2 separate regions of the Homo sapiens genome follow, and region 2 is linked to region 1. Evidence: read pairs that join two places in POLR2A ChIA-PET (ENCODE). Cell type or tissue: Panc1. All regions are shown on one strand. Links, peaks and the distances in the headings refer to the core of each region. The heading gives the core; the rest is flanking DNA. Region 1 has its middle 32 kb from the start of COPS8. Region 2 holds the start of LOC105373960 (a long non-coding RNA gene).

Region 1 (16,478 bases), core at 6,878-11,877:
TCCACAAGTTACATAATTGGTTGCAACACTCTTTGAAGACATACTTCAAAATTCAGCACTCTACAACCTAACCTCACAATGCTCAACAACAAATAAAAAATTATTAGACATTATGTGAATAAGAAAAATGTTATAACTAGGAGAAAAATCACTTACTAGAAACAGACACAGAAATGAAAGGAATGATGGAAATAGCAAACAGAGATGATAAAACAGATATGATGAATATACTTTAAGTGTTTAAGGATATAAAGGAAAACATAAACACAATGAGTATAGAAATAGAAGAGATATAAAAGACCAAGGTGAAACTTTTACAGATTAAAAAAATACAAGATCTGAAATGAAAATTTCTCTGGATTGTTTTAATGTCAGAATAGACCCTACAGAAGAAAATATCAATGAATTATAAGGAACAGGATATATCTCAGAGGAAGTTTAGAGGAAAAGAAAGAATTAAAAATGAGTGGATTAATATCAAGAGGTCTAATGCAAGTGTGATTAGAGTCCCCACAAGCTAAGATGAAGTAAAGCTTTTTGAAGAATTAGCCAAAAATTTGATGAATAGTACATAATCTCACAGATCCAAGAAGTTCAATCAATGCTAACTAGAATAAACACACACATATGTTGTACAAAATACATCATAAAATTGCTGGACAACCGATAAAAATTTTTTTTAAAATTTTAAAGGAGTTGCTGTATCTTAGAGTAGGCGGAGACACATTACATAAAAAGAAAGATAAGAATTTACAGCAATGAGATAATGGAATGACATCTTTAAAGGCCTAAAAGAAAACAACTGTCAAACTAGAATTCTAAAGCCAGTAAAAATGTCCTGAAAAATTAAGGTCAAAGGAAAAAAACAACTTTTTTTTTGACAAACAAAAACTTAAAGAGTTCATCAACAAGAGATCTGCACTGAAATACATGTTAAAGGAAGTTCTTCCAACTGAAATAAAATCATATCAGATCAGATACATTTAGATCTATATGAAGGTATAAAGAACATCAGAAATAGTAAATATGTGGGTAAAATGTCTTTATTTTTTCATTGCTTTAAAAGATAGCTATTTGAAGCAAAAATAATGTAGGATTTTTAATATGTAAAGGTAAAATATATGACAACAATAGTGCAAAGAATTGAAGAGGGAAATGGATATATACTTTTGTAATGGTCTTATATAGTAAGTGGTAAAATACAGTAAAGTTAAATTATAATAAGGAAAAGATATTGAAGCCTAGCGTGAAATGTCCAATATGGTGGCCACTAGCCACAACTGACTAAATTTAAATTTTAATTAATGAAAATGAAATAAAATTAATTATTCACTTTTTCAGTGGCACCAACTACATATCAAATGCTCAGTAGTCACATGTGGCTACCATATTTGAGAGCATAAATATAGAACATTTCCATCATTACTGAAAATTCTATTGGACCTCACTGCTCTTGAATAACTACCAGTAAAGAAAACATAGATATAACAAATAAGTCCAATAGTGGATATAGATGAAATAATAATTTAAAAAACATTCCATTCAAAATAAGGCAAGAAGTGAGGGGGAAAGGAACTAAGATGAAACAAACAGAAAACAAATAGCATGATGAGAGATTTAAAACTATCATATGAATAATTACAAACGCTCTAACCAAAAAGAGGTTGTCATACTGACTAAAAATGCAAGACCCAATTATATTCTGTGTACAAGAAATCTGTTATACTTAAAAAGAGGTTACAAGTAAAATAAATGAAATTATATGTCATGGAAACACTAAACAGAAGAAATATGGAGTGGCTATGTTGATATCAGATGAAGTCAATATTGGAACAAGGAATGTTACAAAGGATAAAGAGAGACCTTTCAAAATGATAAAGTGGCCTGTTTATCAGGAAGACATAATAATCCGGAATGTATAAGCCTCCAACAACAGAGCTTCAAATATACATGAATCTAAAGCTGATAGAACTGAAAAGAGAAACCAACAAAGCCACAATTACAGTTGGATATTTTAATACTTCTTTTTCAGTAATTAACAGAACATTAGAAAATACATAAGGATATAGAGGACATGATCAACACTATTACCATGCAAACCTACTTGACACTCCACCGAACAACAGCAGAATAACACATTCACAAAGATAAACCATATGCTGGGCCACAGAGCAAGTGTCGATACATTTAAAAGGTTAGAAATCATGCATTATGTGTTCTCTGATTATAACAGGATTAAATTAGAAATCAATAGCAGAAGATATATTTTAAATCCCCAAATATTCAATAATTTTAAAATGTACTTCTAAATAACCCATGGGTGAAAGAAGAAATTACAAGGATAACGAGGAAATATTTTGAAATGAATGAAAATCAAAACAGCCATAACAAAATTTGTGGGATTAAAGCCCTACTTGGAGTGAAATTCATGTTTTAAAATGCTTATTTTATTAAAATAAAATCTAGAATCAGTTATCTAAGCTTCTATCTTAAGAACTTAGAAAAAGAAGAGCAAATTAAGCCCCAGATAAAGAAGCGAACAGAAATAAGCAACATAAAAACCTTACAATTAATAAAATCAATGAAACCAAGGCTATTTCTTTAAAAGGACACAGGACTCCTTGGAGAAATAGTTGGTTTCAGGTCTGTAAGTAGAGAACCGCTTAAAACAGCTTGTGCCAGAAAGCAAGGAGGAACTTAAAGAATTGGAAGACATACTAACAGGACACTAGAGCCAGCTTGAAAGGGGATCTGTCTGGCCAAATTAGGGACAGATTGAGCATCAAAATAAATGATAGTTAAGGATTATAACCTGTTCAATTACATAAGAATTCATTATTCCATATGGATATAAACAAATAAATAGCACTGAAGAACAGTTCCAACTAACAGATGTAGAATGAATGGACTTGTAATATCACCACTGGGAAACCATAATGATAATAATTAATACAGGAAAGGTTCATCAATGGACGTTAAACTAGTGGGTTAAAGCTTGGGAATTAAGAATATTTACAGACCCAAACTCCCTTCCCACAAGTATTTTCTAAAGAAGAATATACTAAAATTTTAGTGGATGACCCTTTTAACCAAGTTAACTTTACCAGTAATGAGTCACTTCAGCATCATGTGCTTTCTACTACAAACCACTGAAGAGAACACATCAATTCTGTGGTATCCATGTCCAAAATGTAAATCCTGAATCTAATAATGAAGAAGCATCACACAAACCCAAAATGAGGGATAATTTACAAAAACAACTATCTTGCATTCTTCAGGAATGTCAATTTCATGAAATACAAAGAAAGATTGAAAAACTATCCAGATCAAAAGAAACTAAAGAGGCACAACTCAACGCAATGCTATAACGCGCATGATTGGAAAATTAGCAAAATCAGAATTAACTCTGTAGATTAGATCAGGAGTTGGCAAACTATAGCTTGTGGGACCAAACCAGGTCAATGCTTATTTTTGCAAATGTGTTTTTGGAACACAGCCACACCCATTGATTTATGCATCATCTGTAGCTACTTGCACACTACAACAGTGGAATTCAGTAGTTGTAACACAAACTGTATGTTCTTTAAAGGCTAAAATATTTACTATTTGACCCTATGTAGAAAGTTTTCCAGCCTTTGGATGAGATCATTTTATAGTACACTGATTTTCCTGATTTTGTTGATTTTACTGTGGTTGTAAAAGAAAGTTTCCTTTTAAGAACATAAACTAAATTTAGAATATATACATATATATAGTTTTGTATATATATTTATATATATTTTTGTTGGATGTATAGGTCAGTAATACTAGAGCCAATTTTATAAGAAGATGATTTCATCAATGAGAACACTTAATTCTCAACATTGTTTGGCCTTCATATTATTAACATATACGACACATTCATTACATGTAGTAACACTTGAAAAAGTCTTCTGAAGATTTTCATCGTCCCTACCCTTGATTGAGAGTTATTAAATTAGAACCATTTAAAAATAAGATGCCTCCAAACTTGTAACTATTATTGTCCAGTATGTTAATCCTAAATCTTTGAAATGTTCATGTAGGGGAAAAGATACAAATTAATTTTAAACTTTAAGTTAAATGTGCATGCTAAAATATAAGGTTAACATCTATTTCTGCTAATATAGTTAATTAAATGTCTGGAGAAAACCTCCCAGTCTAGAACAACTAAAACGCTATTTAAAGTATTAAAGTTATTTTTAAATATACATCGATGAGCTGACAGTAAAATAGGGACATTCTCAAAGGCCAGAAACAACTATACTCTAGCACTGGAGCCACCAATCTTGATGGCCTAGAACCTCTGTTATTTGGGGCCACTGATATGAAGGGCGCAGGAGACAAAACCTTATATTTGATGAGGTAAGTAAGATCATTCAACTCACATACAGTAGGACATCTTAAAGATAATGCCTTGGAAAGATGAACTAGAGAAAAATCCTTCCACTCTAGAAGATTCTGCAGTAGGGGAGCAAGTAAGAAGTAATGGGAAGGGGATGTGAGTACACAAGTCTGTCTTCAGAAGGTTGTCTGGAAACAAAAGCAAATACCTGGCAATATATTTAGCTCAATGCCTGAATGAATTGCCATAGATAGGGTTCCAAGAAAGATGAGTTCACAATCCAAAACTAAACAGTGCATAATAAGCCATTATGAATAGGAATCAGCATAAATTAAAAGCCATAGAATTAAAGCCTCAAAGACATTGGGTGTGAAATTATAATTATGAAAATGTTTTATATGTTTAAGTATGTTAAAGCATGTTTAACAACATGTTTATTTTACGAAACTATTTAAGTGTATGTTTAAATAATTTTTTCAAATATTTTTAAAAGTCAAGACATTAAAATATGAAGAGTGAGCAAGAGACATCAAAACATGCCTGGCATATATGAAAAAGAATTAACTAGAATTTCTCCAAAAGAAAAACAAAATTAGGATTTCAATGGGTGGGCTGTAACTGCCTATTTTCAGATTTAAAAGTTTGTGGGTACAGCAGAAATTTATTGGTCAGTGAAAATGGTAAATTTGATAGCAGATCCAAGCACGTACAATTACAAATAGCTAATCAGGTGACCTAGACTTTCATAGCTCTTACCTCTGTTGTACCAACACCTCTCTCTCAATTCACATGTATAGTTTTATTGGAGGTTTCTTCTGACTTGCTGATGGAGGAAGCAAAAACCCAGGCCTGATTCACAAACAGGTCAGCTTGACATGTTGATACAAGCCTAAAAATGCACTCCTGCCATATTTCAAGCCCACTCAGTGGTGGACATAAAGGATAGCAGTGAGGGGAAATACTCCAAGTGGACAGATTTTTGAGCCGTGCATTTGGCCATTCACTTTGAACAGAGGTAGCAGCAGCCAGCAGAATGAACTTTATTTATTTATTTTTTGTCTTTTTTTTGCATCTGTTTCTTTTTATTATTATACTTTAAGTTTTAGGGTACATGTGCACAATGTGCAGGTTAGTTACATATGTATACATGTGCCATGCTGGTGTGCTGCACCCATTAACTCGTCATTTAACATTAGGTATAAGACAGTGGCAAGTGGCTAGGCTTGTGTATCAGAGGCCTGAAAGGAGAAAGATCAGGAAATTGGAGATAAAGAGGTCTGGGAAAGAGATCACGAATGGACTTGTAGGAGTGGGCGCACAGTAAGTAAATCTATGTGTTTCACATCAATGCCCACCAGAGAACACTCACCAGACCGGGAAAAAGTCATCTATGAAGTGGACAAGTTAACTTGTCTTTTGCCTGTGGGCCAGGCTGTCTTCACTCATCCCTGTGTTGGCACAATGTGTCCATAAATAGAGTCATAATAGTAGCAGGAATGGGGTTTACACATGGGCCAGGCAGCGTGAGTTCTCCATCACCAAGGCTGATCTTGCTTCTTCCTCTGTGGACCTGGAGTCAGTGCAGAGTGATGTGAAGCCGTCAACTATGACTGTTCCAGAAGGAAACTAGATACCACTTGGCAGCACTGAAGATACCAGTAGTTGGTTATATTGGCCCCTTCTACCATGGGAAGAACAGCGTCACATCCTTACTGGAATTGGCACCTACTCCAAGTATGGGTTTGCCTTACATGCACTGTGAGTGCCTTCTCCAGCACCACCTTCTAAGAACATACAAAAGTCTCATCTATTAACAATAAATCCTACAGAGCATCACGTCAGTCCAAGAGACCCATTTTATGAACAGGGAGATGTGACAATGGGTGCATGACCGTTTCATTGGTTTTAAGTTTTCCTTACACAGAAGTATCTAGCTTAATAGAATGGTGGAATGGCCTATTCAAGGCTCAGCAATTGTACTAGCATGACGGGTTGGCATGCTTTCTTCCAAGAGATGGAATATGCACTAAACTGAGCCACAACCAATATGGAGTTAGGTCCCCAACAGCTAGATGCAGGGGCATGAGAAGAAGCTCAGTTTAATGTCCTCACATAATTCCCAGAAATCCATTTGCAGAATTTTTGCCTTTCATCTCAGGTTATAAGAACATTTCTCACTCTCTACTTTCTGCAAGTTAAACTCAGAGCAACTATCCGTAACTGATAAGGAACCAGATGTTTTACAGCCCTGTAAAATCAAAGTTACACTCCCTGAGAGAGCTCAATGAAGGTCAACTGGGCTTATTAAAGAAATTGTTCAGAAAGATAACAACAATCATTTTGACATTTTCCAAGTTTTGGATAAATAATTTTTAACACATGTCATAGAAGGAATGTTTGCAAAAGGAAAGGCTATTCAGCATGAGAAGAAAAGATGGGTGGGGATGATGATTGTCTTCAGATATTGGACTGACCACCATGTGGAATAATTTTGTTTATTGCTTCAGAAGGCAAAATCAAGAAGGTTAGAAAGACCAGTTTTGACTCAACACAAAGAAGAGCTATTTAACTGCCTAGACCAGCACTGTCTAATAGAGTTAGAAGACACACCTCACATATGTAACTTTAAATTTTCTGGATGCCACAGTAAAAAGGTGAAAAAGAAAAACAGATAAAATTAATTTTAACAACAATCTTATTTAGCCAATCAAAAATATTATTAGTTCAACATGTCATCAATACAAAAATATTAATGAGATATTTTACATTCTTTTCTTTATACTACATCTTTGAAATCCCATGTGTATTTTACATTTGTGGCACAGCCCAATTTGGACTTCCACATTCCAAGTGCTCAGTAGCCACACAACTTGTGCGTATCAGTTGGTGATGGTCTAGATGGTCTCAGATAGTGTGAGGATCCCATCAGTCAGATACCGTTGAAGCCAAGTTCAATAACCACTGATCAAGGCTGTTTTGAAGGAATGTTCAGGCACTGGTTATGTTAGGACAGTTACCAGGACTCCCCTCCCCTTAACCTGTCTCCACCTTTTATAGCAAAAGCAGGAAGAACAGAATTCCACCTGATAGCATCCATCCCCACTGCCCCCATCCATCCAAATGATAGCAGCAAGGGCAAATACACCTCCTGGAGAGATTAGCAGTTTTCCAGGAGTCTTCTAGCTTTTAGTGTGTCTGGGGGATTTTTACAACCCACAATTAAACTCTGCATTGAAAAGCAGGGGGAAGAAAGGCATCTATTGCCTCTTAGCTGAGCAGCCCATGAACTGGAGTAAGTACCTCCTTGTTAACAAATGCCATGCCTGGATTTCCTCTCACCTGAGAACCCTTGCTATCACTGCAGTTGGAGAAAGGTAAGGGTTTGCCGTTTTGCTAGAGTCAATAACTTTTGAGTAATCTGCATCATATTTGTGGTTGAGCAAAGTAGTAACTTTCCTCTGAATTTGTTGCTTCTCTAAGTAAAGGAAGCTTTCAAAATTAGTGGAAAAGATTGTGTAGTTTTATCCAAATATCTAAAGACAAGCTAAAACCAGGGTGGACATTTTATTCATGTAAATGATTGATGACATTCTCCTGGGTCAATTGAGATAGTGGGAAGCCAGGAGTCTTTGGACATCTTTTTAAGAAATGAGTGGACTTGAATGAGCATGTTGTGTGCACCCACCTGACCAGCATATGTGCATCCTGAATGTGAATCATGATTTTTTCTCCTGGGTGGAGCTGCAGGAAAAGATTTCATTCTAAATGAAAGAGGAACTGGACCATTTTTAACTTGTGAGTCACATGATGGGAGGAATTGCCAAAAACAGTTTTGATTGAATAATGTTCTCCTAATTGTGCACCTGCACCTGATCTCTAAGAAGAGCAATTCAGGACAAAGGGCAAAATGCCCAGTGCATAATAATGCATAAGGTAATAAGAACCTCTTCATGGCTATCCTGTGTCGGTTAAATAACATGGTTTGAAAACTGAATTAGGTTGTTTGTGAGGTTGGGCAGTGAATGAGGTCAATCGAGTAAGGTCCAAAAAATTCCAAATCCATTTGGGAGCCTTAAGCCTGTTGGATGTCTCCCCTTATAACCCTGATTTTTAGCAGACTGGTGAACAAGATTTTCAATGTATTTCTGTCATAAAATACAAAGAATGTAAATGGAAATATGGGAGTGTGGCCTCAACTGCCTTAACTTTGCCTGAGGCAATTTAATATGGACCAACTTCAAAAGATTAGGAAGCTTTAGTTTTCAACATTATCTTACATTGTCAACATTATCTTGGCTAAATGTTTTGATGCTGCGTCTGGTGTCTTTCATGTGACTGGAGCTGTGGATGTAGATGCAGGAATCTGTGCAGGGCAGCTTTTCTGTATTTCCACCCATCCCTTCCTCAAGATAGCAGAAGGGCTCTGACAAGGAAAACCAAACACATGGGGTTGATGCTGTGTTTGAAAACCCTCTTGAGTTGAGATGTGTAAAGCATGTGCTTAGCCAGAGCCAAACATCTGCTTGATTCTCACTCCTCGCTGTCACCCGGTGTCTTGTTGTTTACAATGTGCTGCCATAACTCACTTGGTGTGTAGGGTCATTCCTACCACTTCATTCCTTGAATGTCCGATCACCATCACTGCTGGCTGAAACGCAGTCCCTTCAAAGGCTTAAATAAGTCTTTTCTAAGGGCCGAAGAAGTGCTCTTGAGTTATTAGATATTTTTGAAAAAAAGGTTTTCTTCATGTTCTTGCTTTTTAAATAGTTTGTTTGGCCCTTGAGTCGTCAGTTCTTTTGTCATATGAGTGGAATGGATAAGTTTACTAAGACTTGGCAAGGAAGAAAATCTATGGGGAATTAGAGGCTGAATTCCTAATAATTAAGAACAATTTTTAACGTTTATTTTAAGTTGAGGGGTACATGTACAGGTTTGTTACATAGGTAGGCTTGTGTCATGTGGGTTTCTTATACAGATTATTTCATCACCCAGGTATTAAGCGCAGTACCCATTAGTTATTTTGTGAGGATGAAGAGAACAAAAATTATTTAAAAGACCCAGCCAAGGCGTTATTTTAGGGGCTTGTCACACACTTGTCACTCACCAGTTTAAATGATCAAATCCACATGTATGCTAAATTTAAGCAAAAATTAAAATATACAAAACCTAACAAAATTATCCTGGACATCGACTAAGAATAAAAGCCGGTCACCTGCAGTGTTGGCATAAGGGAATGGCTAGGGGGTGAGCAGTGCCATGGCCCCTCTGCTTGGAGAAGTGCAGTGGCTTTAGCTGCAAGCTCCAGCCCTGGTCCAGCCTGTTAATATCATCAGAGACCGTTAGGTTGGCCCTGCACATTCAAACCATGTGGCCCTGCCTTTGACTGCCGCATAGAATGTGAGAGCACCCAGCTCTCATCAGAAAATTAACCCCAAACACTCTGTATCCAGGTTTTATGAAAGGTTCAGTTGTGAAAAATATTCTCAAAGTGTGCTTCCTGGACCACAAGTTGGGCATCGCCTGGAAGCCCCAGTCCAGACACACTGAATCAAATCTGCATTTAACAAGACCCCAGTGATTCTTGAGCACCCTGATGCTTGGGGCAGCAGCTCTGAGGATTTACAGTCTCTCCATTTCAGCCCTCACTGTGCACTTGCTTGGGGCCTGTGCCTCTGGGGCGACAGTATGAGAAGGAGGCAGAGAAAACGACTCGTGTATTCTACTGAAATATGGAAAGGGCTGTGCCCTGTATCACCAAGTAATGTTTTAAGTGAGAAATTGCTCTCTGATATGGGTGTCAAGAGAGGGCCTTGTGGATACTGTGTATCTTACAATTGGTTACTTCCATCATTTTGCCTTGGCTTGTAGAGAGCTCAAACTGAATACAGAGCCCAGCAGCTGTTCACAGGCACGTGGCATTCATTTTCCTTCTTGTTCAACTTGCCAGCTCCCCTTTCCCTCTACTTACTGCCCACACACCCAGCTCTTGTACTTAATTCTCTTTCTCCTGAATGTTTTTTGGTAACTACCTTCCATATTTTTTGTAAAGCAAGTGGGGAAATATATTAATATATTAATGCCATTAATGAAAACTAATGGTCATCTCTGATGGTGATGATGGTGATGTGTCCTCAAGTGATAAAAGAAGCTTTTGTGAGATTTCTCAAAGAACCACATGCTAAATTGCTCAGCCCCAGCCTTTGGCCTTCACGTCCACCCTGACAGCAGCTGCTGGGAGTCAGGTGTGGATATGCCAGGTGCACCAGTAGGTTGTGGTCATTAGTCCTTTCGTCATCAGAAGGGGAAGAGAGACTCCAACTCGGAGAGCTGGTGATTTTTTGCCTGTGTATGTATTGCTTGAATTAAGTTCTTTATTTTAGTTTAGTACACTGCTGTGTTCTCAATATATGTGACTTCATCCTCGCAAAACTATGGGGCTGGGTGTCTCCATTTTGTAAATGGCGGAAGTGAGGTGTTTGCTTGCCTAGGTTCCCGCAGTGGCATGGTGGATGCATCAAGGCAAAGCCAGTGACCTTAGTGGTCTTAGTTCTCTCACCGACTGACACAGAGGAAAGAAATCAGAGAGCTTCCTTGAGCCTGAGGCCATGGATAATAATGATCACTTAGACATGAAGTTTCAGAAAGAAAACAGAGACATCTTGAAATCCTTAGTGTCAAACGTTCAGATGAAAGGAGCATATTAAATGCCTCAAGAATCCCATTCACTGGGCCCAGTAATTTTTCTCTTAGTCATCTTTCTAAAGAAGTAATCTAGGATGTGACAAAACATTTTGGGAACAGGAATAATCATTACTGTGCTACTTAAAAAATTAAAATAACATTTGTAAAGGAGGCAAAACTCAATGGCTTACAACAAAAAGCTGTATTCTCATGCTCATGGGTGAGCACAAGAGCCACGGCTTGGCTGATGGGGCAGGATATGGATGGCTCAACTTCAGCCTAACCTTCAGGGGGACTTGACTCTGAGCTCTATTCTGGGTTCAGTTTTGCTCCACAGCTGTCTGGCCACATTCTTCTCCCAGTGGATCAGCCATGCACTGGAGGGCAAGCTAAACCTCACAGCCCTGTGCCAATCCTCCCCTCACAAGACTGCTGACATCCCATGCTCTGTGTAAGCACAGGAACAAGGGAAAAACCCACAGGGCAGGGAAGTAGACTCCACTCATAATGGGAGACAGGGGCAAGTATATATTTGATGAGTGATCATAGAAATAACAACTGTGATCTAGATTTGCTTTGCATTGGCACACATTGTTCTTCAGTGGAGTACCATGGAAGGGGCTTATTGGTACAACAGCATGGCACACAATTTTGAAATCAGGCAGCCCTGACTTTGAGTTCTTGCTCTGCTATTAATATTGACTAGCTGTGCTCATATATATGTTCCTTAACTGCCACTAAGTCATAGTTTCCTCAATTGCTAAATTGGGTTGTTGTGAGGATTAAATGAGAAAACAATGTGGAGCTCTTAGCAAAGTGATGGGTTCTTAGGAAGCAGCCAATAAGTAATCATAACAGTTAATATTAGTGGTAGCTATTGGAAAGGTATTTGAGATTCAGGGATGAATGAAAATCACTGTAAATCTAGAACCCTACCCTTATCTAAACTATCAATCTCTTTTTATTGAACAGTTTCAAATTTATTTTTGATAAACAATTTTAATATAGTCAAACATTTATTAGAAGCAGAAAAGTCATTGTAGAGCACTTGAATTATATTTAAAAGTTTAGCGGTCTAAACTAGCAATCTAAGATGATTGTGAAATAAAGGCATTTAAAATCCTCCTACTTGCTTATCGGAACTACCATACCAGTCAGGATAAGCTAAGCCACGCTGCGCTAACAAATGGCCTGCAGATCTTGGTGCTTTACACTACTAGCAAATGTTTCTTTTACGCTTCTGCTGCCTGTCCACTGGGGGTCAGCAGAGGCCGTCTTCTCTGTCAGCATCACTCTAGGATGCCGGCCACCCAGCAGCCTCTCTGTGCCACTCAGCAGAGGGAGAAGAGACCTGGGGAGCCACGTGCTGGCTCTTGTTGCTTCTCTTTGGAAGTGACACCGTCACTTTCACATATGTTTCATCAGCCAGAGAAAGTCAGCTATGGCTGGCTCAATAGAGCCAGTAAGTCTAATCCTCCTGAAGCAGAAGCTCTGCAGAGAGAGGAGCCAAATATACTGAACATAATACAGTAGACAAGAGAATGTGTGTGACTCTGAAACCATTAAGGGAGTAAAAGGAAAAAAGAAGGAAACAAAAAATGTGGAAAAAGAAACATGGCCATTAGAAATCACAACTTAAGGAAGTATCAAGTAATCAAAGCTAATGGCCGCTCAATAAATATAAAGAAACTAAACTCACAAAACAGACTCTCATATTGGATGATAAAACAAAATTCAAATATATATACACTTTACAACAGAAACACATAACATGAAATGACAAGAAAATTTGAACACTGAAAGAAGAAATGTTTACATCCCAGATCAAGAATCAACAAAAAGGAAGTGTTACTGTATTACCAATTAAAATAAGCAACCAGATTTTTCCCAAGAAAATACACACTTCACCTATATTCTCAAAATTGTTGGCAAAAAGTTAATCATAGTTGTGGTAGGCAGAAAAATGATCCCTAAAAGGATGCTGACACCATAATCCCCAGCAAAGAAGCCCACGACATTAGGACTAAATAAAAATGTTAACCAGGAAGACATGAGAATTTAAAATGTGCATTATTATACAGTATGTTATCAAATAAATGAAGGAAAAAACTCACAGAATTACAAAGAGGCACTGACAAATACACAATCATAGTTGAAATACTTGTCTCACATTGATCTAAAGTCAACCTTTTGTGGTGTTAATTCCCCCAGCATCTCTGGACTGTACAGATGTGGGGCCGAGTAAGTCCAAAGGCCTCTTCTGCCTCAGGAGCAACAGGGAAGCCAGGGCAGGTCTGGGCAGTATGAACAGAACATAAGGAAGGTTCCGTGAAGTTGGTCCAAGTTCCTGCAGATAATCCATCTTGGCGGCAAGGACAGATGAGACCAGGAGAATCTGAAATGGGTACAAGAACTGTGTAAATCATGAACGCGCACAGAGAAACAGCAAACTGGGGACAAAGAGAGGGACCCCTGCCAACAGGGACTCTGAGATCTGTGTCTGAGTCCAGTCCCTGAAATCTCTGACCTTGGAACCTATGGTTAACTGAACAGTGGCCCACCAAGATGTCCCCATCCTAATCCTGGAACCTATAACTATGAGACCTTACATGGCAAAACAGACTTTACAGATGTGATTAAGTTAAGGATCTGCCATGGCCTGAATGTGCCCCCTCAACAGTCATATGTTGAAGCTTAATCACCAATGTGGCAACATTAACAGATGGGGTCTTTAGGAGGTGATTAAGTCATGGAGCAGAGCCCCTCATGAATGGGTCTGTGCCCTTACAAAAGTGCCTTTCCATCTCTTCTGCCACTTGAGGACACAGTGTTCGTCCCTCTTTCCCTTCCACCATCTGCCAAGTGAGAATACAGAAGCAAGATGCCATCTTAGAAGCAAAGAGGAAGTTCTTACCAGACACTGAATCTGCCAGCACCTTGATCTTGGACTTCCCAGTCTTCAAAACTGTGAGAAATACATTTCTATTATTTATAAATTACCTAGTTTGTGGCATTTTGTTACAGCAGCACAAATGGACTAGGATAGGGTCTTAAAAAAAGGAAGACCCTGGGCTATCCACATGGGTCATCTGCATAATCACAGAGTTCTTTATGAGAGGTGGCAGGAGGAGATAGAGAGAAATGAGAATGCCACGTGATGATGGGAGCGGAGTAGAGGTCAGAGCAATGCACTTTGAAGACAGAAAAGGGGCCATGGGCCAAGGAATGCAGGCATCCTCTCGAAACCATGCTAGATAAAGAAGCTGATTCTCCGCTGAAGCCTCCAGAAGGAAATGTCCCTGCTGACACCTTGACTTTAGCCCAGTGAGACTCATTTTTGAATTCTGCCCTTTAGAACTTTAAGCAAATAAATGTGATATTGTCAAGCTACTGCATTTGTAGTAGCTGTTACAGCAGCACTGGAAGCTCATGCAGATCCCTTTCTTTGATTCTGGGAGCTACATCTGTGCCCCTCCTTCTTACTTAATAGCAAGTCCGTTCGTTTTTTCTGTGTGTTGTTTGCATTGGAGAGAAGGGAGAAGTCCTGAACTATAATCAGTCTGTACTCTGTAAAGTGACAGAGGCAATGTCCGATGTCTCAGAGCTGCCGCTGAGGGCAGGGCTGCACCACAGGCTGCCCAGGGAGCCAGTGCAGAAAAAGGGCAGCCCTTTGGTTGCCTCCTCTGCATCTCATGGTCTTGCTTCCACTCATGCAGGTGACCCTCACTGGTACATCTGAGAGAAAATGCACTCCCAGGAGCAGCTACTGCTCTTGTGAAGAATATTCCTGGAGGAGTCCACACGGGTGGAGTGGATCTTGGAGGGATGGGCCCAACGCAGCCTCCCTCAGTGTGCGGGGATGACATGAGTGGGGGCTCTTCTTCCTCTGGAGAGGGTTTCGGGGCGAGAAAGATGAGCAGGGACTGAACTAGTTTCTGGTCTTCAGGTTCCAAAATAAACCTCTGAGATAAACCATTCGGGGTCATTGCTGCAGGTTTGTTCCTGAGAATGCGGGGACATTCAGAGTGGGAAAAGTTGGCTTTCTGGTGTGGGGACATCAGGTCCTCTGACTCCCACTGTGTGTATGACAGACCTAAAAATCAATGTGCATGTGTTTATAAAATGATGCAGAAAAATTACAGTGTCTTCTAGTCTCTGAAGCATGGCTTCTAACAGCCTTGGCTGGTTTATACTTCAACTTCCAAAACCATCTTTGGGAACCCAAGTCTTTATGGTTTTAGAAAAACAGCCTCAGACACCCGATGACTCCTCGCATGATTTTCCATCCATACTCCCCCAGAGCCCTGATTCCCCAACCAGTTCCAGACGTCTGAAAAGAGACAGGCATGCTTTGATGGCGCACTTCTCCAGTTGAATTTGTTCTTTGGTGTTTAACTTAGAGTAGGAAGAAAGATATCTAGAAAGGAAACCCATTGTTTTCAATGTCTTTAAAGCAAAAGAATCACTATCTGAACTGTCTTGCCTGTCATCATCTTAATCTTAATTGCCCTTCCATCTCTACGCATTTTGTATATAACAGATCACTCTTGCCGCCAGAGCTACCTTGAACTGCTCTAACTAAGCCAGCCTGCTGTAAGCACAGCACCCCTGACAGAGGTCTCCCAGTGGTGTCTGGAGCATCACCTGCTACCCTGCTGTCCTGACATGAAACCATGCTCCTCTGTGAAGCTGTGCTCTCTCAGTGACATTGGTCCTGCCGTCACCCTGGCCTTGGCAGATACATTGATCTACCTCATCTCCTGTTTCCCAAATCCAACATAGTACAGCAGAAACCAGTCTACATATTTTAATACAATTTTGTTGAGAGTTCAGGGATAATGGTAGAAAAATACATCCCAGAGTTTACCTTACACTGATGTAAGGGACCTTTTCTCCAGATCCTTTCAAAGGCCATCTGGCTACCTACAAACATTTCACAAGGTCTCAGATGTTCAACCTGAGACAGCGGCTGGGCCAGGGGAGCTCTGCCCAGCTCCGTGCTATTGTTTTTCAGGCGCTCCCCACCCACGGTCCAAAGGTCTTGGGTCCAGCGCCACAGAGCTGCTCTGCCCCTTCAGAGACCAATGCATGCATAGAAAACCAAAGAACATTTCCTCCAAGCTCCTGCCTCGTTCCTGGACTTTCAGGAAACCCAGAGCTCTGGAGAGCACATTTAGAAAGCTACTGGCTATTTACATGAAGCTATATTCTCCCTCCAAAGGTACACTGGGTTTGCTTTCATATCTTCAGCCAAAACAGCACATTTGGTGAGCATCTTCTCTTTTGCTAAGAGGCCCATGAGCAACTTTTCTGCCTGCTGAGGAGACTTGCAGGCTGTTCTGTGTCTTCTGCTTTGGGCAGCTGCTTGCCCTGGCTGTGGAAGGCTCCTGGAGTCCCCTGGCTGCTGACCTGACAGGACCAGCCACACGCCCCT
Region 2 (11,472 bases), core at 6,059-11,058, 820 kb after region 1:
CCACGCCCATCACTGAAACCACAATTATTGCCCTGGAAGAAGGCTTTAATTGGGTGCTGCAGCCAAGGATTTGGGGTATACGTCTCAAATCCATCCCGACTGACTACAGTTAGGGGTTGGTACAGCAGAAACGTAACCACATGCAGGAAAGCAGGAATTAGGGAGGGGTAAGGAAGAGGAGTCAGTTAACAGGGAGCAGGTGGCCAGTTAGGCAGTCATCAGAGGTGAGGGGTTTGGCTTCTCATTGTCCAAATGCAGTGACTGGTGAGTTTCAGCTTCTTGATACTATCTGGGAGGCCAGCTGCTTGGTCTCCTGAGAAAGGAGCTCAGAAAAAACAAACATAACTTTCTCAAATTTCAAGACTGGGAGGCGCAATTTCTATGTTTACTCAAAATAAACTATAAACATCAGTCTTGATTTGTTTTGTTTTGTTTTGAGACAGTTTCACTCTGTTGCCCAGCCTAGGGTGCAGTGACACCGTCTTGGCTCGCTGCAACCTGGGTTCAGGTGATTCTCACGCCTCAGCCTCCCAAGTAGCTGGGATTACAGGCGCACACTACCACACCTGGCTAATTTTTTTTAGTTTTTGCATTTTTAGTAGAGACGGGGTTTCGCCATGTTGGCCAGGCTGGTCTCGAACTCCTGGCCTCAAGCCCACCTCAGCCTCCCAAAATGCTGGGATTACAGGCGTGAGCCATTGCACCTGGCCTATAAACATCAGTTCTATGGGACAATCGGGTGGGTTTCGGCAGGAGCCTTCCAGGTTCTGGGGTGTAATTGACAGGGACTTGGCTTTGTCACCACAGAAAGTGAGAGTCGATAGCTTCAGCTGTGCATGAATTGAGACCATCTTGACCTTGAACCGAGGCTTTTTCTAGAAGATCATTTGAATGTTTTTTCCTGGGCGGGTGAGGCAGGGAACCACGCATCCACCAGTACAAAACACAATCACGAACTAACAAGCACAGCGCAGATCTGTAAATACTGATGTGGAATTAACCCCACAAAATTCTGTTAGGTGAAAGGAACATAAAAATAATCGAATTTGTCCACTGAAATTTTCTAGCAGGTCAAACGAGAAACAACATTGGTTGACTCAGAGGAAAGTTACTGGGGTACTGGTTAGGAAGGAAATTTGTGTATCCTCTTTTTTTGTTGTTTTTGCTGAGATGGGGTCTCCCTCTGTTGCCCAGGCTGGAGTGCACTGGCACAATCTCAGCTCACTGCAACCTCTGCCTCCTGGGTTCAGGTGATTCTTGTGCCTCAGCCTTCTGAGTAGCTGGAATTACAGGTGCATACCACCATGCCCATCTAATTTTTGTTTTTGTGTGTTTTTTTTTTTTTTTTTTTTTTTTGAGACGGAGTCTCACTCTGTCGCCCAGGCTGGAGTGCAGTGGCATTATCTTGGCTCATTGCAAGCTCCGCCTCCCAGGTTCATGCCATTCTCCTGCCTCAGCCTCCCAAGTAGCTGGGACTACAGGTGCCTGTCACCACGCCCAGCTAATTTTTTTCCATTTTTTAGTAGAGACGAGGTTTCACCGTGTTAGCCAGGATGGTCACGATCTCCTGACCTCGTGATCTGCCCTCCTCGGCCTCCCAAAGTGCTGGGATTACAGGCGTGAGCCACCACGCCCCGCCTTTAATTTTTGTATTTTTTAGTAAAGACAGGGTTTTGCCATGTTGGCCAGGCTGGTCTCAAGCTCTTGGCCTCAAGTGACCCACCCACCTTGGCCTCCCAAAAGTGTTGGGATTATAGGCATGAACCACCATGCCCGGCCACGTTACGATTTTTAAAGTCTAACCTAACCAAACTGTCAGAAACTTAAAATGACAACACTTTCATTCCAATTAATTGTACTAGAATGTTCCAAGCAAATATCCCCTTCCTTCCCCAGGCCAGGGCCCAGCCATGCCTCCCACTCCTCCAGGCTGCTGGGCTAGTTGCTGGGTCCTGGGGTGGCCCACAGGGACTTTGCCTACTGTAATTTCCACCAGCACCCCCAAGCCACCCCAGCTAAACACACAATTGAAGTACAAATAGCATGTTCACCATCTGAAGACGAGTCACCTATTTTCTGCTTCCAACTGGACTGTGTTCTCAAGACCCCCTGCATTCATTTATATCGCTGGGTAACATATTTCCCGGCTGGTGAGAAGTCCCGGCGTGGCCCAGCTATGTCCTCTGAGATGGCAGGGTCTCATGAGGCTGTCACCAGGTGTCCGCTGGGTCACATCCTCCTCTTGCAGATGCAGGAGGCAGACACATGCCTAGGCAGATGGGGCAGAACCCCAGTGAAACCCTACCTCCAAGACAAAGACAGTTTAAAACCTGAAAGCCAAGCTACAAGTCAAATCCACGGACCAGATTGAGAACCCGTCTTCCCGTTTGGTGCACTTTCCTCTGATTGATCCCCACCCTTCACCTATTTTACAGAAACCTACCCTACCCTAATTGGTTTTTTACACTGTCATGCCCACCTTTGAGCAGTGCCTTTGTTTTAACCTTTTTTGCATACTCACAAACCAATCAGCACACACTCCCCATTCTGAGCCTATAAAATCCCAGACCCAGCCACACTGAAGGAGAGACCACCCAACTTAGAGTGGAGGACAACCCTTGCATCCCCTCTCCACTGAGAACTTTTCCATCACTCAATACAGTTATTATCTGCCCTCCTCATCCTTCGATGGTCAGGGTAACCTCATTCTTCCTGGACATGAGACAAGAGTTCAGGAACCACCAAATGTGGGTAGGAGCTATAACACAGGCAGGCTGGGGCACACATGGCCCAGCTACGGGCTGAGCTGGTGCACAAGCTCAGTGCAGCCCAGTGGACTGAATGGGTGGGGCATGTGACCAAGGGGCCCTGGCTTTTGCTGGCCTCTGACTGAAGGTCCCCCTCAGGTCCTTGTTAGTGGTTTTTTGTTAGGTGAACTTATAACATAACACGGTCCTTATTTCATCAAGCCAGGAAGGAGAATCTCCAATGTGTGCTGGTAAGATGGAGGCTTGTCTAGGTATCTATAGTAACTCAGTCATGGGAGTGACATCCTGTCACCTGTGCTATATTCTACTGGTTATAAGCAAGTCACAGGTCCCACTCACACTCAAGAGGAAGGGATTATATAGGGCATGAACCCTAGGGTCTTTCTGCCATACCCTCCCACAGGGAGATTTTTGAGCTGGCACTGGCAGGGCCCTGGGGAGGAGTTATGGGATGCTACACTGCCAGGAGCAGAGGAACTGTGCAGGGTTTGTGCCCTCACAGGCACTCAGATTCACAGTGACTGGCCCAGAAAGACGAAAGGCATTTAACATGGTAAAGCCACAGGGCTGTACCTAATGGGACCTTTTGCCATGTGCCATTATGTGTGATGTTAACGGTGGCCCTGAGTTGTGCAGCGCACACCTGCGCAACTGTTTGCAGCAGCCCGGACCCCCACCTGTGGATGAGAGGCTTCTTCAGAGCACTGCCTCGCTGATGATCATTATCTGGTCGGACTCCAGTTCCACCAACAGACCATATGTCTGTGCAGCTGAGTTTACTTTACACTACATCCTCTTTTCCAGCTATTCTGTGACTTCTCAGTTCCTCAAACACACCCGAAGCTTGAAATATTTTCTCTGGAACTTTTGGCTCTGGTTTTACCCTCTGCAATTCAAAACTCACAGCCTCTCAGAGTTTGTTTATTTTCTTACACTGCTGGGTGAGTCTCTAGAAACGAAATATCAAAGCCAGCTGGAGTCTCAAATGAGAATCCTGATTATTCCAGAGCAATGATTGTCACAGTTGTCATGTAAGTGGGGGCAGCCCACCCCCCACAATGCATTGCAGTGGCAGTGCCACAGTTACAGGTTAGGCACATGCTCCAAACAGTTCTATTCATCCCCAGGCATCCTTGGCACAGCTCAAGACTGTTTTTCAATTAACAATAAACGTAGAAGGTGCCGGCCGGGTGCGGTGGCTCATGCTGTATTCCCAGCACTTTGGGAGGCTGAGGTGGGCAGACCATCTGAGGTCAGGAGTTTGAGACCAGCCTGGCCAACATGGCGAAACCCCGTCTCTTCTAAAAATACAACAATTAGCCAGGTGTGGTGGCACGCACCTGTAGTCCTAGCTACTCGGGAGGCTGAGACAGGAGAATCGCTTGAACCCAGGAGGCAGAGGTTGCAGTGAGCCAAGATTGTGCCACTGCACTCCAGCATGGGCAACAGAGCGAGACTCTATCTCAAAAACATAAATAAATAAATAAACAAACAAACATAGAAGGTGCAGAATTTTAGAACAGCAATTGCTGAGCTTGTATCTGGACCCATTTACAGAGATAGACCATATTCTAGGCCAAGCTTATCCAATCCGCAGCCTGTGGGCCACTTGTGGCCCAAGATAGCTTTGAATGTAGCCCAACGCAAATTCATAAACTTTCTTAAAACATTATGAGACACTTTGGGAGGCTGCGGTGGGTGGACCACTTGAGGTTAGGAGTTCGAGACCAGCCTGGCCAACATGGTGAAACCCTGTCTCTACTAAAAACACAAAAATTAACTGGGCATGGTGGCGCATGCCTGTAGTCCCAGCTACTTGGGAGGCTGAGACACAAGTATCACTTGAACCCTGGAGGTGGAGTTGCAGTGAACTGAAATCATGCCACTGCACTCCAGCCTGGGTGACAGAGTGAGACTCTGTCTCAAAAATAATAATAATAATAATAATATGTTTATTGCATTTTTTTTTAGCTCATCAGCTATTGTTAGTGTTAGTGTATTTTATGTGTGGCCCAAGACAATTCTCCTTCTTCCAAATTGGCCCAGGGAAGCCAAAAGATTCGACACCCCTGTAATGCAGGTCATAAAGTCTCAAAAATGTTTTTGAAGAATGCAAGCTGTACTAAGTATGTTTTCTGACCACAGTGGAATCAAATGATAAACCAGAAACAGAAAGATCTCTGGAAAATCCCCAAGTATGTGAAACTGGATATCACACTTCTAAATAATTCATGAGTCAACCAAAAATAAAATTAGAAAATATTTTGAACTGAATAAAAATGAAAATGCAACATACCAGGCTGGGTGTGGTGGCTCATGCTTGTAATCCCAGCACTTTGGGAGGCCAAGGCGGGCAGATCACGAGGTCAGGAGTTCCAGACCAGCCTGGCCAACACAGTGAAACCCCATCTCTACTAAAAATACAAAAAATTAGCTGGACATGGTGGCAGGCATCTGTAATCCCAGCTACTCAGGAGGCAGAGGCAGGAAAATTGCTTGAACCTGGGAGGCGGAGGTTGCAGTGAGCCGAGATCATGCCACTGTACTCCAGCCTGGGTGACAGAGCGAGACTCCGTCTCAAAAAGAAAAATAAAAAAAAAGGAAATGCAACATACCTAAGTTCACAGGATGCCCTTAAAGCAGGAATCAGGGAAACGTAAAGCCTAGATTGTAAATGAAGAAGAAATGCCTGTACTTTGAACCACCTGAAGAAACTAAAGAACAAAGTGGCGTCTCAGACCGTGCATCCAAAGCCCACTTTTTCTTTTATTCCTTTTTTTTTTTTTTTTTTTTTTGAGACAGTTTCACTCTTGTCGCCCAGGCTGGAGTATAGTGGCACGATCTCGGCTCACTGCAACCTCCGCTTCCCGGGTTCAAGCGATTCTCCTGCCTCAGCAGGAGTAGCTGGGATTACAGGCACCTGCCACCACGTCCGGCTAATTTTTGTATTTTTAGTAGAGACGGGGTTTCACCATGTTGGCCAGGCTTGTCTTGAACTTGTGGCCTCAAGTGATCTGCCCGCCTCAGCCTCCCAAAGTGCTGGAATTACAGGCGTGAGCCACCGCGCCCGACCCAAAGCCTGATGCTTCGCGTGCTCCTCCTCTCTGCCTCTCCCCTGCCTCAGCAGCGGCACCGCCATCCTCCAAATCACACAGACCACAAAACTGAGAGTCCAGCTCAACTGGTCTCTTCCCCTTCTACCCCTCTCCACCCCATCAGTCCATCGTGTCCACTCCATCTTCACAGTCAGCCCAGAATCTGATCACTTCTCATTGCCTACACCACAAAGACCACATTCCGAGACACCAAAACAGCTGCTGTAATCCTGCTTTTACTCTCCTTACTTTTCACCTTTCTTCCTTACAGTCTGTTGGAGCCCTCAGAGTAATCTTTTTAAAAGAGCAGCTATACCATGTCTTCTCTGCTCAGATCCCGCCAGTGGCTTCCCATCCACTTCAGAGTAAAAGCCCAAATCCCTGCAGTGGCCTGCAAGGTTCTACATGGCGCAGGTTTGGCATCCACTGTGACCTCATCCCATTCACTGTCTGCCCCTCCTACACCAGGCAGCTTGCCTACCACCTCATTGTCCTCAAGTGAGCCAAGCACAGCCCCAGGGCCTTTGCACCTGCAGTTCTCTCTGTCTGGAATGACTTCTTCCACCCTTCACCATCCTCAGGTCTGTGCCCAGCGTGAAGCCCTCCTTGGCCATCCAGCCCCAGCCCTCCCTGTGGCCCACTCGGCCTGCTTCCTTCCCCACCACGCCTCCTCTGAGTGCTCATTCCCTGCTGGCTGGCCTCCTCTACTGCCGTCTAAGACCCATGAAGAAGGGATTTGGCCTGTTTGTTTTCTGCTCAGAGCACCCATGGCCTTGTACAGACGCTGGATGTTGAATGTGTTCAATAAATATATTTTGGGCCCCACGCAGTGCTCATCGCCTGTAATCCTAGCACTTTGGGAGGCCTAGGCAGATGGATCTCTTGAGTTCCAGAGTTTGGATCAGTCTGGGCAACACAGAGAAACTCTGTCTCTACCAAAAATACAATAATTAGCTGAGTGTGGTGGCCCATACCTGTAGTCCCAGCTACACAGGAGGCTGAGGTGGGAGGATTGCCTGAGCCCACAAGGTTGAGGCTGCAGTGAACCATGATCATGCCACTGCACTCCAGCCTGGGCAGCAGATCAAGATCCTGTCTCATTTAAAAAAGAAGTTTTGAATGAATGAATAAATGTAACATCATTTAAAATTTTACTTTTAGGAAATATTTTCTTCCCTCCTTTTTTGGAGAAAAGATGTCACGATTTTTTTTTAAACAGAATCAAGAATTTAAAATAGGGCCAGGCACAGTGGCTCACACCTGTAATCCACGCACTTTGGGAGACCGAGGTGGGAGGATTGCTTGAGTTCAGGAGTTCGAGACCAGCTTGGGAAATGTAGCAAAACCCCTCCCATCTCTGCAAAAAACTACAAAAATTAGCCAGGTGTGGTGATGCACACCTGTAGTTGCAGCTGCTCAGGAGGCTGAGGTGGGAGGATGGCTTGAGCCCAGGAGGCAGAGGTTACAGTGAGCCAAGATCACACCACTGTACTCCAGCCTGAGTGACAGTGTGAGAACCTGCCTCAAAAAAAAAAAAAAGGTTAAAAAAGACAAGCTTCCTATAAGAACATATTTATAAAACAAAACCAGCTACAGAGTCGACTGCCATTAATTATCTTCAAACAGGGAAAAGAAATAGGGAGTATTTATTTACAAATTACAAGCTGAGGTTATTTTCCTCTTGTTTTGGTGCTTTTGTTTTTCCTATTATGAATTTTGAGACATACAGAGATGTCCTTTTACATATGCATGTAGTCTAATATTGCTTATTTACAGGAACAATTAAACAAATAAATGCTTTAGTTAACAAACGGACCTAAAATTCAGCAGTTAAAAAATTGTGGGGGGGGAAAAACTCAGTTTAAAAGTGACAATGATTGTTTGCTTGACCATACTTTGGTTAGGCTTCTAAACCTTCCTTCCCCTGGGCCCCTCTGTGCACTTCCTCAGAAAATCCAGTTTTAGCAAAAGAACCCTCTGCTAAATCAGTTTAGCCAGAACTCCTGCCCTCTCGAGAGCCGATCACCCTCCACATCTGAACAGGTTCCTCATCTCCCACCATCCCCCAGGGGATGTCTGATTGCCCTGGCCTGTCTTCAGCAAGCATCCTGTGAGGTCAGTTGCTCCAGAATCCTTGTCACCTGTGACATTTCCTCTTAGTCATTTTCCATCTGCTGACCCCACCCTGCTCCTTGGCTACAAGTCCCTGCTTGCTGGTGCTGCAGTCGGAGTTGAGCGCAGTCTCCCTCCCCCACTGCAAGTGTTCCCTACAGTGATCCCGATGGTCCTGAATAGAAGTCTTCCTTATTGAGCTTTAATAAGTATTCTTGGATTAATGTTTTCTTTAGCACAGGGAAGTCTGTCTACTACTTTTATATGATTACCAAATTGCAAGAAGAAGATCATGCCCTTTGTTTGATTCCATCTTCTCTTTGATGATGCAACCATCAGGATCAAGACAGCACACACAGCCTGGGCACGGGGGCTCACGCCTGCAATTCCAGCACTTTGGGAGGCCAAAGCGGATGGATCACTTGAGGTCAGGAGTTCGAGACCAGCCTGGCCAAAAAGGTAAAACCCTGTCTCTACCGCAAATACAAACATTAGCCAGCATGGTTGGCACGTGCCTGTAATCCCAGCTACTCTGGAGGCTGAGGCACAAGAATTGCTTGAACCTGGGAGGCAGAGGTTGCAGTGAGCCCAGATCAAGTCACTGCATTCCAGCCTGGGCAACAGAGCCAGACTCTGTCTCAAAAAAAAAAATCAAAAACAAAAACAAAAACGAAAAACAAAGATGGCAAACAGGTGGGGGCAGGTTCCTAGGGCCACCAAGATGCTTTGCATGGAACCCAATGTGCTTGGCACCCCTGGAATTCTGAGTCATTTTGGGACCTGGTGGCAGTGGGGGCATGTTAATTCTTTGCCATCCCTTCAAATCAATATTCTCTAAATTTGTCAGAATTTAGGTGACAGAGGGCTGGGTGCGGTGGCTTACGCCTATAATCCCAGCATTTCGGGAGGCTGAGGCAGGTGGATCATCTGAGGTCAGGAGTTCGAGACCATCCTGGACAACATGGTGAAACCCTGTCTCTACTAAAAATACAAAAATTAGCTGGGTGGCATGCGCCTGTAGTCCCAGCTCCTCAGGAGGCTGAGGCAGGAGAATTGCTTGAACCCTGGAGGCGGAGGTTGCAGTGAGCCGAGATGGTGCCACTGCACTCCAGCCCAGGCAACAGAGTGAGACTCTGTCTCAAAAAAAAAAAAAAATGGCCGGGCGTGGTGGCTCATGCCTGTAATCCTAGCACTTTGGGAGGCCAAGGCAGGCGGATCACAAGGTCAGGAGATCGAGACCACCCTGGCTAACACGGTGAAACCTAGTCTCTACTAAAAATACCAAAAAAATTAGCTGGGCGTGATGGCAGGCACCTGTAGTCCAGCTACTCAGGAGGCTGAGGCAGGAGAACGGCGTGAACCTGGGAGGCAGAACTTGCAGTGAGCCGAGATTGCACCACTGCACTCCAGCCTGGGTGACATGGCAAGACTCTATCTCAAAAAAAGAAAAAAAAATTCTCAAAATATTAGTAAATTGAATCCAACAACACATGAAAAGAATTAAACATAAATCAAATGATATTTATTCCAGGTATACAAGACTGATTCAGCATTCAAAAATAAATTAATGCAATCCATGACATCAAAAGTCTAAAGAAAAGAAATCATATGATCATATTCATTGATGCTGAAAAAGCATTTGACAAAACCAACACCCATCCATGATAAAAAAAATTCAGTAAATAAAACCAGAAAGAGGAGGGAACTTTGTCAGTTTGTTTTTTTTTAATCTACCCAAAAACCCTACAACTAATATTATACCTAATGAAGAAAAGTTGAATGCTTTTCCCCTGAGAACAGGAAAAAGGCAAAGATATCCCCTTTTACCACTATGATTCAATATCATACCAAAGTCCTAGGAAGTGCAATAAAACAAGAAAAGGAAATAAAATGTATACATATTGGAAAGTAAGAGGCAAAATTGTCTTTGTTCACAGATGAGATGATTGTCTGTGTAGAAAATCCCAAAGAATAAAGACTCCTAGAATGAATCAGTGTTTACAGCAATATTGCAGGATATCTGTTAATAGTTGAAAGTCTATTACTTTCCTACGGATATTATAATTTAGGAGGTTGGGGAGGGGGCTCTCAGGAAGGAATGCCGACCGTGACAAGAGAATCTAACTGTTGTTGATTTTAAAAAGTCAAACTCCAGATGGGCACAGTGGCTCACACCTGTAATCCCAGCACTTTGGGAGGCCGAAGCAGGCCGATCACGAGGTCAGGAAATCAAGACCATCCTGGCTAACACAGTGAAACCCTGTCTCTACTAAAAATACAAAAAATTAGCCGGGCATGGTGGCAGGCGCCTATAGTCCTAGCTACTCGGTCGGGAGGCTAAGGCAGGACAATGGCATGAACCCATGAGGCAGAGCTTGCAGTGAGATCGCGCCACTGCACTCCAGCCTGGGTGACAGAGCGAGACTCCATCTCAAAAAAAAAAAAAAAAATACAAAGATTAGCTGGGCATGGTGGTGCACACCTGTAATCCCAGCTACTCAGGATGCTGAGGCAGGATAATTGCTTGAACCTGGGAGGCAGCAGTTGCAGTGAGCCAAGATTGTGCCATTGCACTCCAGACTGGGCGACAGAGGAAGGCTCCATCTCGAGAAGAAAAAAAAAAGAAAAGAAATATATTTGGGGGCCGGGCCCAGTGGCTTATGCCTGTAATCCCAGCACTTTGGGAGGCTGAGGCAGGTGGATCAGCTGAGGTCAGGAGTTCGAGCCCAGCCAGGGCAACATAGTGAGACCCCATCTCTACTAAAAATACAAAAATTAGCCAGGTGTGGTGGTGGATACCTGTAATCCCAGCTACTCGGGAGGCTGAGGCAGGAGAATCACTTGAACCCAGGAGGTGGAGGCTGCAGTGAGCTGAGATTGCACCACTGCACTCTAGCCTGGATGGCAGAGTGAAACTCTGTCTAAAATATATATATATATATATATATATATGGATAAATATTTTGATTTCTTTCAGGAACACACTATCTGTCAAGTGATGTTATACTAGAATCAGGTTGGAATTTGGTATCTTATTACTATAAAGAGTCTGTTTTGTCACTCTTAAGACCTCTGTTTTAATGTTAGTGTTGGTCAGTTGTGCCTGAACTCCAAAGGGAGGAGAATATAATGAGGCATGTCTGACCCCTCTTTCCTGTCATCACATGAAGTAGTTTTTCAGGTTTCTTTGGACCCCCTTGGTAGAAAGGAGGGGTCTCTTCAGTCAGTTGGGAGGCTTAGAATTGTATTTTTGGTTTACGCAACAAACTGTATTACAAATGCATGCAACAACTTTGCTGGAGGGGATGGAGGGGTGGGGGTGGAGGGGATGGGAAGGTGCTGACCTAAGTAACTTGGAAATGAGTTGCACCTCTAAGACTAAAGACAGAAGGAATTGCACAAAAGCACTGTAGTCTAGTTAATAAAGTTGTTTGCTATGGAGGCATGAGCTAATAATTCAGATACTGCTCTACAAATATACTGGAATAGAGCAATTA

The links. ChIA-PET counts read pairs that join two places held together with the same protein. Peaks named below come from ENCODE experiments on the same cell type or tissue, not always from the same donor. Only the 100,000 strongest peaks of a DNase experiment are listed, where the experiment ranks them.
Region 2: POLR2A ChIA-PET joins it to region 1 with 5 read pairs; 2 of 35 experiments call an interaction of 5 or more read pairs at or near these places.

What each region holds. Positions count from the first base shown.
Region 1 is chr2:237,110,095-237,126,572 of GRCh38, forward strand. No RefSeq gene overlaps it. Among named protein-coding and RNA genes, the nearest start is that of COPS8, 32 kb to the left of the region's middle. RefSeq lists an enhancer at 16,000-16,478. In Panc1, for the core only: no CTCF peak of the experiment used is centred there; no DNase peak of the experiment used is centred there; H3K27ac peaks cover 962 bases.
Region 2 is chr2:237,927,965-237,939,436 of GRCh38, forward strand. It overlaps LOC105373960 (a long non-coding RNA gene), which reads right to left and starts at 6,253. Exons shown (of 3, transcript XR_924046.3): 1 at 6,180-6,253. RefSeq lists an enhancer at 5,348-5,517. In Panc1, for the core only: no CTCF peak of the experiment used is centred there; a DNase peak (open chromatin) is centred at 8,027.